2 separate regions of the Homo sapiens genome follow, and region 2 is linked to region 1. A link is a loop called in an ENCODE intact Hi-C map of the cell type or tissue named here. Cell type or tissue: heart right ventricle. All regions are shown on one strand. Links, peaks and the distances in the headings refer to the core of each region. The heading gives the core; the rest is flanking DNA.

Region 1 (8,004 bases), core at 1,883-6,882:
CTCTGCCTGAGGGCAGAGTGCTAGGCAGTTAATGCCTTAAAGGGGCAACCATTGCCATGACAGTGGTAGGACATGAGAGTGGGAAGATAAACACCCCAGCTTCCTTGCCCTTCACAGTTTCTTAGCAGGCCCCCTGAAGGAGTGAGTCCAGTTGCCTACAGTGGAAATGCTCTTACTAGAACACTTTGATAGGCTTTCCTTCCTTCTTTGTCTAATTTTCCCATTCTGTTATCATATTTCCCAAGATCATCTCTAAAAAACCACTTGTAGCCAAATCCTTTTCTCCAGGTCTGCTTCTGGGGAAACCGAAAACAAGGAGGTGGGTGAGCCAAGATGGCCGTGGGTCCTAAATTGCACTGAGACCTCTGGGGAGGTACTGGACCAAACCAGCATTCCCAAAGAGACTTCTGTAATAAGGACAGAGGCCAGAGTGTCACTTACCACTTGCATCAGACACACTGTAAGGGCAGTATGTTTTGGGTGACACATGGGAAGACTTCATTCTGTTAGGAAAACATACTGGGTTACCTGAGATCAATTCTGCTAGATAACAAGGGCTGATGGGAACACACACACAAAATCGCCTCTGGCATATCACCGACACGCCATCTGGCTTTTTCCTCCAATCTGATCCAGCTATCTCATTTCTCAGTCCACTGGATCACTCCTTCTCCTCCTTCTAAAACACAGACCTCCTTACTTAATTATCCACCCATCCTTAGTCCCATTGTGCAGCAGCATGCATGTTGATCTGCATGTGTGTGAGTGGGAACTGGGCCACACACTGGCCAAGTGTCTCAATGACGATGCCTCATTTATTCCTCACAACAGGTGAATGAGATAATGTATTTAAACTGCTTTGCATAGTGCCTGACTCAAAACAAATGCTTAATAAATTGCAGACACTCTTACTAACATGATCCAGCAATATCAGTAGTACTATTGCTATTTTATAGGTTGAGCAAATCAGGCTCAAGGATATTCAGTGACTTGCCCAAGACGATGGCTAGTAAGTAGAAGAGCTGAGATCAGAAACTAGTCAGTCTAATGATCTACCCACATACTTCTTAGATTGTCCTAGTAAGTATAAGTACCTCTTAGCCAAGGTTCAGTTGGAAAATCTGTTAAGGTACCAATTTAATTTATATTGATTCTTATTTCAGTCAGCCAATCTGTGTATTTATTGAATACCAAATAAGTCAAAATCACTAGGAAAATATAAAACATTTGGCATTGCTCCTCTTCTAATCTTCCAATTCCAATATTGAGATCCACTTGATCCTCCTTAGAGGATCAAATCCATCCCAGGCAATCCTCTTATTCATTAGGGGAAATTTAAACAATCACAAACAGGTAATTAAGAATTGAATTGAATCACTCATTCCTGTTATACCAGCACTTGGTGGAGGGGAGGTGAGGGGCTTGCTTGAAGCCAGGAATTTAAGACCAGCCTGGGCAACATAGTGAGACCCCCATCTCTAAAAAATAAATTAAAAATTAGCCAGGCATATTGGTGTTTGCCTATGGTCCCAGCTACTCAAGAGGGTGAGGCAGGAGGATCCCTTAATTCCAGGAGCTCAAAGTTACAGTAGGCTATGATCCCACCATTGCACTCCAGCCTGGGAGTCACAGCAAGACTCTGTCTCTAAAAAAATAAAATAAAATCGGCATTTCTGCTTTTCCCACTCTGATCCTGTGTCCCAGTTCTAATAACTGAGTTCTGACCCTGGTTGGAGAAACTGAGTTTCTGTCTTTCAGAGTCTCTGCCTTGATAACCTGCTGGGTACCCTAATTCTTCTCAAAGTGACAGTATCCTGTCTTGACAGCCCTTCCTGGGTCCCAGTTCCTCTCTGGCAGTCCTTCTGTGGCCAGACTTCTTAGGCAGCCTGCCCACTGCCCATCTCCACCACTGGGCCTGCTTTTGACTCCCTCCCATCAGCAGGCCAAGTCTCATCATGCTACCCCTGGTTAGACCAGCCTTGGCCCCTCCCCACACTAACCTGGGGGCTGTGTCACACCACCTTCCTGCTTCCTCTGCCCCTCCTGCCCAGTGCTGCCTGAACATGCCCTCGAGATATTTCCCACCTCCATCATGGATGCCCCCCAGATTCCAGGTTCTTTTCCTTTACCCAGCCAGGCACCAGCTGAAGTTAAGTCATGAGCACTGTCTTGGCACAGTGTTTTCAGTGGGATATGCAGGGTCCAGTTAACTTCATTCATAAAAGCTGGCATTAGGTAAGTTAATAAAGATGTCGATGAAGCCGCCCATGCTGGAAGGCAGGGCATCAGGCAAAGGACTCCCACGTGGAGGCTACCCATGGTCAGAACACTCAATGCTCAGCAGGGAAAATCCCCTGGAAGCAGCAGAGTGGAAAAGCCACGGGCCTTGGTAGACTTAATTCAAAACTTATCTCTGCCAATGACTGACCTGTGGGCTTTGGGCAAAATGCTCCCCAGAGCCTCAGTATCTTCATTTGTAAAATGGGCACAATCTTACTTGTAATATCATTAGCAGTATTAAATCAAAATAAAGTAATACACAGAGTCCATTATAGTGCTGTATAGTTTCTGGCACATAACAGGTGATCCATAAATAATGGAAATTATTATTTCTGACTTAGTCACAAACATGTATGGGTTATCCATATTTCTAAAAAGCAAAGCAGTTTTTTTCTATCATTTAAATAATAGAGAATCTCTATATTCATTTTGTTAATCTTCAACTAATGATGGCTTTCAACACTTAAATTCCAAGTTTTTCTGTCCCCTAGTCTGGATGTCAAGTGGATTGAATGATCTGCAAAACACTTCAGCTCTCTGGGGGAGCTCGTATTCAAAGGAACCCTTCTGACAAACCGTGCTGTAAATCAAAGAATCCTTTTGTACTGCAACTAATCACCTCTTAATTTATCTGCTTTGTACGTCTGAGTTATGTACACTGGGTTTTCTTAAAGCAGACATTCTCATATGAGGCGTTTTATTTGTTTCATTGTAAATATAGTAAACAGTATGGAAATGGGAATGGTGTTAAGAAAGCCAATGGTTATGTGTCATATAACTAAGACTGGTATTCAAGCTAAGGCACTTGTGCCTTGCAAATAAATAATGTCTATAAGCATCAGCTGAAATCCAACTTACACAAGTTATAGGTATTCTGATGGAATTTAAAATAGCTAACAATCAATTAAACAGACATAAGAATTCTCTGTGGTAAGTACATCTAGATTTTCTAAAAATTGTACTGTAATTTCAAGGGCTATCAGATCATCTTATTATGCACATTTAACTCACTTCCATATTCATGGCTCAAGAAGAGTTCATTGTCTCATGGCAAATTTATTGTTTTGGACATATACTGAGTTAACACCAAGGGAAAAATAATTGCTCCTTTAAATGTGTGGAGACAGAAACATATTTTTTTCTTTCTTAGAGATGAGGTCTTGCTATGTTGCCCAGGCTGGACTGCAGTGGCTATTCACAGGTGTGAACATAAATTCTAACAAGGCAAATATTTTTATAAGTTTTATTTTAGGCCTACAGGCAATATTTGCCATTAAGTTTCACAGCACCTGGGATTATTTCACGAACTTGAATTTAGTGCTGGAATTTACTGGGTGCTCCAAGTCATCTTAAGTAATAAAATTAAATGGAACCCAATCTCTTAATTTGTCAAGATGTTAGATTGTATGTGCTGCAGAAGCATTTCCTGCCAAATCAAGAGGGCAAAATACTTCTCAGGCAAATGTGTTTTCTAACAAACAGCAAAGACAAGGTCTGTTACTTTTAGAACACATCCCTGGAATCAGCATGTTCAATAAAGCTTAACAAGATCAGGCAAGCCGGCCGCAGGAAGGTTTGATGAGAATGGACTAGCATTAGCATTCTGGTAACTGAATCAGGGAGGCCAGCCTCATTTCAGTGGAGAGCCAGTCTGTCCAGCATTGTGACGCAGTTTTGCATCCAACCACCCAAACAAAGAATTACACGGCAAAAAAACTAAATGCAGGATGCAGGATGCTCAATAAACTCCCAATCAGCTCCTAACAAATAGCCTGACCTGAGCATAGACAAGTAGGAGGAGATTACAAACAACTGCTGTGGACTTGGCACCTTTCACGTTTTATGGGCTCAATAAATGTGCTCAGAAAAAAAATGTTTCCAATGATGGCAGTGTTCTCTGTTTGAAAATAACGGAGTGAAATGAGTGAATAGAAGAATCAGAGAGGCAAAGAGAAAGACAGACAAAGGTAGAGAGATCCGCATTACAACGAAACACACATGTTCTTCAAATTTTGTAAACAAAAATGCAATGCTTAAAAACATTTGTTACTGTAGAAGGAAAAAAGAGAAGGCAAATAAAAGCATATTATTTTACTTTAGGGAGAAAACTAGTATGAGATTTTTTTCTGAAATTGAGCTAAAATGTGCCAGATAATTTCACAGTGATAGATGAGGGGATGAAATTAAGTGATGACCAAGGCCAAGTGTAGCCCGGATTCTCTGATCCATGAAATGGCTGAACAACATTGTTAAACTTCTACTGTTTCAAATCCCAAGTACATTTCCTGCGTTTTCTATTCTGGCACTGCCCTCTTGTGATAAAACAACAGCATTGCAGTCATTGCAACCAACTTTTCTTGAAATGGTAATTTCAAAAAGCACAGACCCTCTGCCTCTATCCCAGGCTTTGTACTAAGTGCTTTACATACATCAGCTCATTTAAGATAAGAGCTATTATCCCCAATTTACAAGTAAGCTAACTGTGCATACCCACAGCCAATTAAGTGGCAATAGAATTTCAAAGGAGCTCTGAATTTAACCACCGTGGGTTGCATTGGGTAAATACTAATGCTTTCAATAGGCATCTGTGATAGAGATGTAAAGGTTTTAAAGAATTAATAAACCATCCATTTTCTATCTTGCAATATAAACTTTATTCTGTCAGCAGCCATTTGAAATTCTTCTTTCCTATGACTGGAAAAGCCTTTTTACTTTTTGAGAGGTAAAGATTAATTTAAAATCTTATATATATCTAGGATTTTGATACTTACTATGCCAAAAAAGCCCCTCACTTAAAAAATCTGCAGAGAAAAACAGGACCTTCTCTCTCCCTTTCTCTCTGTCTCTGAAGTAAACACACACACACACACACACACACACACACACACACACACACACAGCCGGATAATATCTGATACAATGAGATTTATAATCCTATTTATTGTTTTTAAGCTTGTTATTTATTGCTTATAACTTGTCCCAATGTTCATCTCTAACCCTAAATCGATTAAAATATTACTGAGAAAAAATACACCCATAGTATTATTCATTCTAGTGGGAAGGCAAAATATCTGACTTTTAGCCCTATGTAACTTTTAAGTTACACAGGCACCAAGACAGGAGAGGATCTTGTGCAGACAAGTACAGCAGTGGGGATCTGGAGGTGGATGTGTCCTGGTTAGGCTCAGGCAAGAGACTGAAGGTGGGGACAGATATTATTGGCGAAATGGAAGGATTAATCCTTGATAGAGGCCAAGTGGATGTTCCCAGTGGAAATCTACGTGAACATGTCAGCCAGGTTGGGACACCTTAGGAGGATGAAGTGGTCTGTGGGCAGGTCCCCTTCTTGGTGCTCTTTTCCTTGGGTTAAGATGAAGAATGGCTAAGGCAGGAAGGGTGTCTGAGAAGCTGGGAGAGATGCCTCTGATAATTACGCATAGTGGTAAGAGTGTTGCAGTAGGTTTCATTTTATAGAGTAGTGAAATAAATATAATTTATAGAAAGATAATTACAAGGATTTGTCAGCCTTTAAAAGTTCCTGAAAGTAATAGGGGCAGAATAATCTATGCATTTCCTACAATTCTTAGGACAAACACGTTTTCAAGGCAGTAACAAAAGAAATGAAAGCAATGCAGCCCCAGCTCCTAAGGGAGGGTCTCCGAGAGGCAGACAGAGTCCACCGTCCCTCCCGTCCAGGGACCATTGTCTCCCCTCCAGTCTCTTGAAGCCTTGAATTAGGGAAACTTGACTGAGAGGAAAACAAAGAGAAGAAGCAACATGTGGTCCTGGGGCCTGCCTGGAAAGGGCCTGACTGTGAGAGGGGAAAGCAGTGGGTTCCCCTGCTCAGCAGGAATCCATGCCACTATCTGATGCTTCCTGGGCCCAGAGAAGACCCATGGGGTAAGGCCCAGTCAGCCTGCAACTCACGCCTCCTACAATGGCCAACTTCTGGCCATTCTGGTGGGTGGGCTGACCAGGGGTGACACTGGAAGGTGAGCCATTCCAGTCCTGCAGCCCGATAGCTTTTTTCTCCATCCTCCCTTCCTAAGAGAGGGCCTGAAGTGTACATCAGCACTCATCGAAATGTCTGTAGTTAATACTTCTCTGAAATGTAGAATCATGACTTTTTTTAATATATAATTTTAGGCTTCAGCAATCCAGGGGCAAAAAAGGATCCCCATCACCCCTCTCCACCCCACTACGGACACTGGAGGAGCTTGTGAGCAGGTGCCCTTGGGAGCAGATGCCTTGCAGGCTTTGCAGATTCCCCAGGGAATGACTGCACGCACTGCCTAAAGCACAGGAGAGCAGAGGCAGAATGCTGGATGGGCTCAGGAGGCCAGGTACTCCCCGTTCCCAGGCTCACCACTGCGTCATCCTGAACAGCTACTCAGGCATCAGGCACTAAGCAAGAAACAGCATAGCTGTTTCCCAAACAGGGTAGGCTCAAACCAAAGAAAGTTCCTGAAATGCTCTGTAAATGAACAGTTACTACTACATGCTCTGGGTATATTGCTGATGAAAAATAAGTAGGACCCTCAACCCAGTATTCAAAAAATTCAGGAAGAATTTGCTAGACCAATTACACAGAAGAAGCTGTGTGTTTTTTAACCTAGACAGTAAAAAATATAAGGGAATGACAAGAAGGGAGAAAAAGTAATATTAACTTGAAACAGGAAGGCAATATGAATTTGAGTCAAATAGAATAGTTACACCCCATGTATTCTTGAAATTTATATACAGATATATCTTTCTACCACCATATGCAAGAAAGAGGTTGATTTTTTTTTTCAGAAAAAATTCCATCAAATCACTCATACTGATACAGTTTGGCTGTGTCCCCACCCAAATCTCATCTTGAATTGTAACTCCCACAATTCCCACATGTCATGGGAGGAACTGGTGGAAGGAAATTGAATTATGGGGGCAGGTCTTTTCTGCACTGTTCTCATGATAGTCTCAGATGGAGATGAGGAACTTGTTGGGAACTGGAGCAAAGGTGGCTCTTGTTATGTTTTAGCAAAGACACTGGTGGCGTTTTATCCCTACCCTAGAGATTTGTGGAACTTTGAACTTGAGAGAGATGATTTAGGGTTTCTGGCAGAAGAAATTTCTATGCAGCAAAGCATTCAAGAGGTGACTTGGGTGCCGTTAAAGGCATTCAGTTTTATAAGGGAGGCAGAGCATAAAAGTTTGGAAAATTTGCAGCCTGACAATGTGATAGAAAATAAAATCCCATTTTCTGAGAAGAAATTCAAGCCAGCTACAGAAATTTGCATAAGTAACAGGGAGCCAAATGTACTCCCCAAGACAATGGGGAAAATGTCTCTAGGACATGTCAGAGATCTTCATGGTGGCCCCTCCCATCACAGGCCCAGAGGCCTAGGAGGAAAAAATGGTTTCATGGGCCAAGCCCAGGGTACTGGTGCTATGTGCAGCCTAGGAACTTGGTGCCCTGCATCCTAGCCACTCCAGCCATGACCAAAAGGGGCCATGGTACAGCTCGGGCCATGGCTTCAGAGGGTGCAAGCCCCAAGCCTTGGCAGCTTCCATGTGGTGTTGAGCCTGCAGATGTACAGAAGTCAAGAATTGAGGTTTGGGAACCTCTGCCTAGATTTCAGAGGATGTATGGAAATGCATGGATGTCCAGGCAGAAGTTTGCTGCAGGGCTTTCATGGAGAACGTCTGCTAGGGCAGTGCGGAAGGGAAATGTGGGGTCAGAGC
Region 2 (7,765 bases), core at 1,469-6,468, 220 kb before region 1:
TTAGTGAGATGAATGATATGCATATATAGGAAGCACACGTATAATGCAATAGATTTATATATAAATAGGCAACACACACATTACAAAGTTCCAAAAGTCACAAAAGTGGCTGGCACAGTGGCTCACGCCTGTAATCCCAGCACTCTGGGAGGCCAAGGCGGGTGGATCACCTGAGGTCAGTAGTTCAAGACAAGCCTGGCCAACATGGCGAAACCCTGTCTCTACTGAAAATACAAAAATTAGCTGGGCGTAGTGGCATGTACCTGTAGTGCCAGCTACTCGGGAGGCTGAGGCAGGAGAATCGCTTAAACCCAGGAGGCAGAGGTTGCAGTGAGCCGAGATCGTGCCACTGCACCCCAGCCTGGGCGACAGAATGAGACTCCATCTCCAAAAAAATAAAATAAAATAAAAAATAAAAACAAAATGATGCTAACTATATTTAGATACTATCCATGTCAGAAGTCCTAATATTATACAAGTTCCATCATCATTTTCATCATCATCACTGTATTCTACAAACTCCCACTGCATTCTGGGCACTAGAGAAATTACATGTTCTGCAGGTAGACGGTGCTTGCATTTGGAAGTTTACAGTCTAAGAGAGGACCAAGCAAGGTTACAGTTGAAGGGAATCAACCCTGTCTGGCCCATACAGCACTCCACAGAGGCAGCATCTGCTGCTGGTCCTTATTTGCAGGTATAAAGGGACAGAAGCAACAACACATGTGACACCCAGGTACAGAGATAAACAGGAGGGGAACATGAATGAATTTTTGGGAAGTTATTGGGTATTTGGAATGAATGTGTGGTCTGAACAGGATCTTGAAGAAGCTGGGCTTTAAAAGATGAAGCAGACAAGCTTGGGCAGGTGAGAATAGCAAGGTTTTCCCTGAGCATCCAGGATGGTCCCTTGGGGTGGAAGGATGGCAACAAGAGCATGAAGATGGGGAAGCTGTCATGAAACTTGCTTGGCAGGAGCAGAGAGCACAGGGGGTCCCCATGGACAGTGTGAACAGTTAGTAGCACATCTTCGTGTACCAGATTAGGAGTTTGTGTTTTGTAATAGACTAGATAATAGACCAGGTTAGTGTCAGCTTTAGAGAGCAAGTGACTCTGAATATAAACCCTACTCTAACTGTGTAGACTTGGATTGATTCCCTAATCTCTTGAGTGTCTGTTTCCAGCTCTGGTAAATTGGGGTCATGATACCTATACCTAGGCTTGTTAAGAGAACTGGATAGGAGTGATTTCAGTGAATCATGTAAATACAGTGCCTGGCACAAAAGAGGTCCCCTCCCCCAAATCAGTTCACTTTCTAGAAGTGCTGCAGCAGGCCGGGCGCGGTGGCTCACGCCTGTAATCCCAGCACTTTGGGAGGCCGAGGCGGGCGGATCACGAGGTCAGGAGATCGAGACCATCCTGGCTAAAACGGTGAAACCCCGTCTCTACTAAAAATACAAAAAATTAGCCGGGCGTAGTGGCGGGCGCCTGTAGTCCCAGCTACTTGGGAGGCTGAGGCAGGAGAATGGCGTGAACCCGGGAGGCGGAGCTTGCAGTGAGCCGAGATCCCGCCACTGCACTCCAGCCTGGGCGACAGAGCGAGACTCCGTCTCAAAAAAAAAAAAAAAAATAATAAAAAAAAGAAGTGCTGTAGCAATGCAAATACACAGAAAAGTGTGATCAGTACAACACCTGGATGTAGGAGCGAAATACTGTTGCTCCCAATTTACTCTACACAGGGGACAGAGGACAGGGAAGAAAAGTGATTCCAAAGTTTTAAATCTTAGGGAACTGAACCGAAGCTGATGGGCAAGTAGCATATGGAAACAAATGAGGAGAATGATTTCAACCAGGGTAGGTCCTAGGTAAAAAAAGTTGGGGAAGCTTATACATTTTAGGGTTTACGACTGCCTCTCAGAGGATCAAACTGGCCTTGCACGTTCTTCCTTCCCTCTTGCAGCTGCTGTGAACACAGCCCTTCTGCTGCTCTGCGGAGCTGCCCCTCCTACGTTATTCCTGCTGTTTGCTCTCTCCTCAGGATTGGAGATACCCAGTACACCTTGCTCCTTCTTTTCCTTGAGGCTTTATAACTTTACATAAGGGGGACAAGTTTACCTAACAACACAGGGAAGAGTCTAATATTAAGAAATATGCAAAGTTCTTTTAGTCGTGGATGCTGGTCTATCACTCCTGCAACCCTTTTGAGAGTAACGGAAAGCTCTGTTGAGTCTCAACTTTTCTTTCAGTGGGCAGGGCTCACCAAGTCTCTCTCCCGGCGTAGGGCAGGTTGACCCCTTCCATGAGCCACGGAAGAGGCAATGTGAGCAGCAAAAGGTGCTTCTCCCTTAGAAGTGGGGAATATAAATGCTCACCCTGGACCCCAGAGGAAGCGCCTCCTTGGGCCATTTTCTTGTACATAGCCCTGTGGAAATGTCCTACAGATAAGGCACAGCAGAGCTTATGTGGAGCCTGCATCGCACAGACAGATCTGAAAGCTGCTTACCCACAGACACAGAACTCCCATGCATTTTCTCCCCACGGTTTTTGAGCCATGATTTCTTTGCTAAGGCTGGAGAGGGGTAATTGGGAGAGTAGCATTGTTATCCTCCCATTTTCCAGATGAGGAGACTAAGACATAAAAGGGATGTGTGGATTGTCAGTGACAAAGAGATGGTGAAGGTAAGCTACCCGGAGCATCTTCCTTTCCTCGTGTGCCCACACCCTCTGTGTCTAGCTCTGCTATGGCCCTTGCTGCACTGCATTCTCACTGGTCACATGCGGGGGTGCCTCACTACACTGTTTGCTCACTGAGGTACAAGGACCATGATGGTTTTGTCTTCAAGACCATTTTAGAGCCAGAACCATCTACAATGCCTGCGATGATGTGGTAGGTACTAAATAAAAGTCTGAGGAACCAGTGAATGGACAAAAGTAGAATCACATTATACTACAATGGAGTTTTATAGGAATTTGCTCTGTACTGATATTTATACTTAAATAAAATGTGAAGAGTAAAGTTTCAGAATCTGAACCCTTAACCACTAGGCTAACTTGCCAGCACTCTACTGATTCTATTATAGACCACACAATTTAAGGCTAACATTGAACACTAAGACTTGTTCTATTCCAGGCTGCTTGTGTTAGTCTCATCTCTCTGGCTTTAGCGTAACTGCGGTAAGGACAGAGGCTCTGGGGCACTTGGTTTAGTGTCTCACAGAAGCCAGCACAGCCCCAAGCACAGAGCAGACCCTGCAGAAGCATGTGTGGATGGATCAGAGAGTGTGGCCAACATTCTCTACTGCAGGGTCATCCTCTGTGCGACTCCTCCTCGATGGGCTGTCCTCAAAGGGAATCTTTAGAAAGCCAGAGAAGGAGCTCATTGTCCACAGTTATGTGAGGCAGGTAAGGTTTGGCCACTCACAGCACAATGAATGGCAGAGCGCTGATAGGGAAGAAGTTCATGCCCAGGGTACTCAATGCAGAGGACATTCCTTCCAACGACAGAGGCCTTAAAACAGAGGACGAGCAAGGACTAAGAACTTGGAAGGCTGCAGGACTGTGTGCCAACAAACAGAGGTTTAGAAAGTTAGTATCTGCCCCACAGGGAGCTGAAGACAGTCTGCACTCCCTGTGTCTGCGCCATGTCATTTGGCACTGCGGCCAAGAACCCTCTGGCAAGAGAGTCCCCAGCACCCGTGCAGTAACATGTCACATAGCACCTTTAATGGGGCTGCGCTGAACTGGCTTTTTATGGCTTTCCTTTCCAGGAGAGGGCAGCACGACTCATTTATGACATTTTTTTCCCCAATCCTTCAGTATTGAGAAATATTTATTTAGAAAGCAATGAATGTAGATGACTAAAAAAATATACGGAAAGGCGGGAGGCAGACTCAGATCTTATAAGGCTGGTGATTGAGGAAAGGTGAGCGTGCTTATGGGCTCTGATGGATGAGGGATTAGCAGGAAAACTAATGCCACATTTGCTAAGTTCCTCTCCAAGTGAATTCAAAATATGGTAAAAATCCACCTATCCTCACTGGAGTGCACAAAATGGTACTCTCTAAAACAAAAAATCAGGATTATGATGAGCCTGAAACAACCTCTAAAAAGTCCAAGGAAGAGAATCTTGATATCTATAAGAGCTGATCTGATCAAACTTGAAACCTACTCATGCATCCCTTATGTAAACTCTCTCCCTAAAATTGGATGCAGTTTACCTCTAGCTCTTGTCTTGTGCCTTTCTTTTCTTTTCTTTGTTTTTGAGGCAGAGTCTCGCTCTGTTGCCCAGGCTGGAGTGCAGTGGCGCCATCTTGGCTCACTGCAAGCTCCGCCTCCCGGGTTCACGCCATTCTCCTGCCTCAGCCTCCTGAGTAGCTGGGACTACAGGCGCCCGCCACCACGCTCGGTCTTGTGCCTTTCTTAAAGGAGAAACCCCGTGTATCCAAAGACTGAAGAAACCAGTTTCTCTACCCTCTGAATTGGCCCTCTAGGCTTTCTAAGATATGTTACTAGCTACTCACCTACATACCAAATTCTGGTAGGAGAAATAGAAATGGATGCTACCACCGACTTAAAAGAGAGCAGGCTACTCAGTTATTAGTGTGGTCCTATTAGTCTTTTCTTCACAGAAAGATCTGTCTGTATGCTGGGTAACAAGTGTTTTTGGAGACTTAGGGAAGGGTCTGGACTTTGCCATTTTCTGCATAAGGTAGAGAAAGTGCTTTTGGGGAACAGCATTTCTCTTAGATCAGATGGTGGCTTTGCCATAATGCAAAGGAGCCTGATAAATAGTGATATCTTGCTTTAGAAAAATTATTTCCATCCTGGTGTAAGTATTCAGATTCTTAATATTTAAACTGGGGACATACCAATGAGGCGAATTACAACAAAGAGTTCTGAAAGCTGAATTATGCCCTAATAGTGGTGCTACTTGGCTAATTTTCACAAAAGAAAATCAAAAGCCCTGAGCATCTCAAATGAACACCTGAGGCTTACCTAATAGACTGCAGAAAAAGAAAAAGCTAAGTACCATTCAAGATTTTTTAGCCACTGGGTTCAGTGTGACTGCAAAATTAGGCTCCAGACAAGTTTTTCTGATTGCAATGCTGCTCTGAGCAGGCCATCCACACCTACCAGTGAATCGAATTGCTCTCGCGGGCAAGCAAACAGGCGTCCATTAATGGTGAGCGTCGTAAATACTGAAACATCATTAGGTTTGAGCACCACCTTTTCTGTGAACATAAAAAGCATGAGATTGCCTATTAAATACATCTGAGATTTGCTGCACTGCCCTAATCACACCAACAAATTGCCAGCTTGGTGAATTACCGGAACACGCAGAGTGACTGCATAAAATAGAGTACTGAAGGGATCCACGGAATAAAAAAGACGGCATTCATGCAGCCCTGCGCCACTCAGGATGCCTTCAGAAATGGCCACAAAAAGGAATAGAGATGCCAGAGGGTCAATTCACCCAGTTTTGTGCTGCAACCATAATTACTGAGCACATAAAACCCGCACTTGGCTATTTATCTCACAAGTTATGTTTCCAGATGGTAATCACACCCAGGACTTTGGACATAGAAAGATCACTTTTTAAAAACTTTGGAGGTTTCTGAGACCTCACATGATTTTAGATGCAAAATTTACTATTGTTTTTTCACTTATTCCCTAATTTGCAGGGCAATAGCATTAACTAGATTAAGCCTCCTCCCACATTAAAAAAATTAGTTCTTCAGATGAGAACATGTCAAAAAAATTAAAAAATTAGTTCATTTAATAAACATTTATTTTGTATTTACTGCATGCCAGAAACTGCTCCAGGCACTGGGGAGACAGAAGGGAACAATACAGAAAAAAAATCCCACTCCAAAAAGCATTACATCATAGTGGGAGATGCCAACAATAAAGAAAAGAAATAGATTACAGAGTGAGAAGGCAAGGAGAAAAAAATATCACAGGGGTGGGGTCTAGGAAGCTTGTGTAAGGGGAAGAAGTTAACATTTTAGAAAGGGAATGAAGCAAATGAAGGAGGGAGCTTCAGTGAGACACTGACATTTGGGTAAAGACTGAAAGAAAGTGAGGGTGAGACCTGGGATATCTATGGGAAGGTGACAAGGGGTCAGGGAGGGCAGACATCCTGGGCCTTGTGCAACTGGAGCAGAAATGGAAGGGAGATCTTAAAATCCAACATGCATTTAAAAATCCTCCATCAGTGGAATCATTCACCTTAAAACATGACAGAAATGGCTCACCTGTTCCTGAAGGATTCCGCCAAATGGCTGTCAAATCATGACTGGAGAAATGAACCTCACTGTTGCTTCCTCTAGTCTCTCACTACAATATGTGGTCATTCCTAAAACTCTTGCCAGCATGAACTGTAATTGTTTTAACTTACCGTCTACCTCCTCCCTGGCCTGGGAACAACCTGGGGACGTGAGCTGTGTCTAACTCATTCTTTCCTTCGTAGCCACACTGTGGCCAGTAAATATGTGATGAACGAATAAATGACATTTCAAAAATGCACCATGTAATCAAGGACAGTGAAAGGAACTGTAATCCCGTGGAGGAAAAATATTCCTCATTTCATTTGAGCCAGGCTCCTAGCCTCTCTACTGAGTAAGGAGAAAAACCATCATCAGCTTCAAAGAACTAGCTTCTGACCACTTCCAACTTTGGACTTGTAGAAACCCATGGCCTTGAGCTTGTCCAGCTAGATTTCCTCTTGGGGCCCATATTTTTCAGGGCTCCAAGGCCTAAAACTTTTTTGAATAGAGTTTAAATTGAAAGAACTCCAGGCCAACATCTACACGACAGTCCTCAGTTCCAGTCACCTTTCTGATTTAGAGTGGGTACCTACCAGATAGGGGACATTAGAAACCCAACCCACCTCTACCCATACTGTTTCTGTTATTAGTGGAAGCATACATAAGCACCAGTTCATCCTCTGGGTGAGCCTCACATGACCACGCTAACTCCTTACATAGTTTCTGCTTGGATGGAATGTCCCATTTTGCAGAGCCTAAAATATGAATTAAGACTGTTACCTCCTCCGGAACTCATCTTGACTATGATCAGGCCCTCCCCGGAGCCCAGCTTGTCGGCAACTGCACTGATGACTTCCTTCACCGAAGTGGCCACTGGCACCCGAATGGTTGTGTAGGTGTGGTCCATGCAATAGACCTTAAACAGAACTATCCAAAGGCAGTAACAAGGTAGTAAATCACTCTTAAGAGTTTTCAATAAAACTATAGTTATGAAAAATGTTTAGGCATCCTCTCCAATTTGCATCATTTTGCCATTTTTGTTACTGTATTTATTCATACTCATTTACCCCTATTCCTGCCCCTTCTAAACTGCTTACCTTAGCATTGGTCTAAGAATAGGTGCACATATGGTTGCCAAGTCCAATTAAAAGAACAAGAGATATTGGTGAAAACCCCACAAAGAGGTCATGGGAAAAAATTGAGAGTATCTTCAGGCTGATGTTCAGGGTCTGAAGTGCTATACTGTAGGCAATTCACAGATCACTGCTACCCTGTGTGGCAGTGGGGAGACACCATTCACCTCTCTGCACACAGGAGGGCTTCCGCCTGGGCCATGAGCACGTGCTGACACTCCTGCTCACTTGCTTCAGTGGCTTGTGTGCTTTGGGGCCAGGCCATGTAAGCTCGGATGCTATTTAGCTCAGCAGACTTAGATCAGCAGATCTGGATATGGCACCCAGAGGCTCAACTCTGAACACAAAAATCCTGGGAGCAATTCC

What was found. Hi-C counts contacts between places; a loop is a spot of excess contacts. Peaks named below come from ENCODE experiments on the same cell type or tissue, not always from the same donor. Only the 100,000 strongest peaks of a DNase experiment are listed, where the experiment ranks them.
Region 2: a loop joins it to region 1, with 6 times the contacts of the local background. A loop is called at or near these places in 35 of 110 quality-filtered maps.

What each region holds. Positions count from the first base shown.
Region 1 is chr2:172,803,191-172,811,194 of GRCh38, reverse strand. The region is part of intron 3 of RAPGEF4 (Rap guanine nucleotide exchange factor 4); the gene reads right to left. Among named protein-coding and RNA genes, the nearest start is that of RAPGEF4-AS1, 71 kb to the right of the region's middle. RefSeq lists a silencer at 7,641-7,831. In heart right ventricle, for the core only: a CTCF peak has its summit at 4,600 (motif pointing left); no DNase peak of the experiment used is centred there.
Region 2 is chr2:173,018,084-173,025,848 of GRCh38, reverse strand. RAPGEF4 (Rap guanine nucleotide exchange factor 4) reads right to left here. Exons shown (of 31, transcript NM_007023.4): 22 at 7,047-7,193; 23 at 5,134-5,231. Among named protein-coding and RNA genes, the nearest start is that of MAP3K20, 54 kb to the left of the region's middle. In heart right ventricle, for the core only: a CTCF peak has its summit at 3,769 (motif pointing right); a DNase peak (open chromatin) is centred at 3,632; H3K27ac peaks cover 900 bases.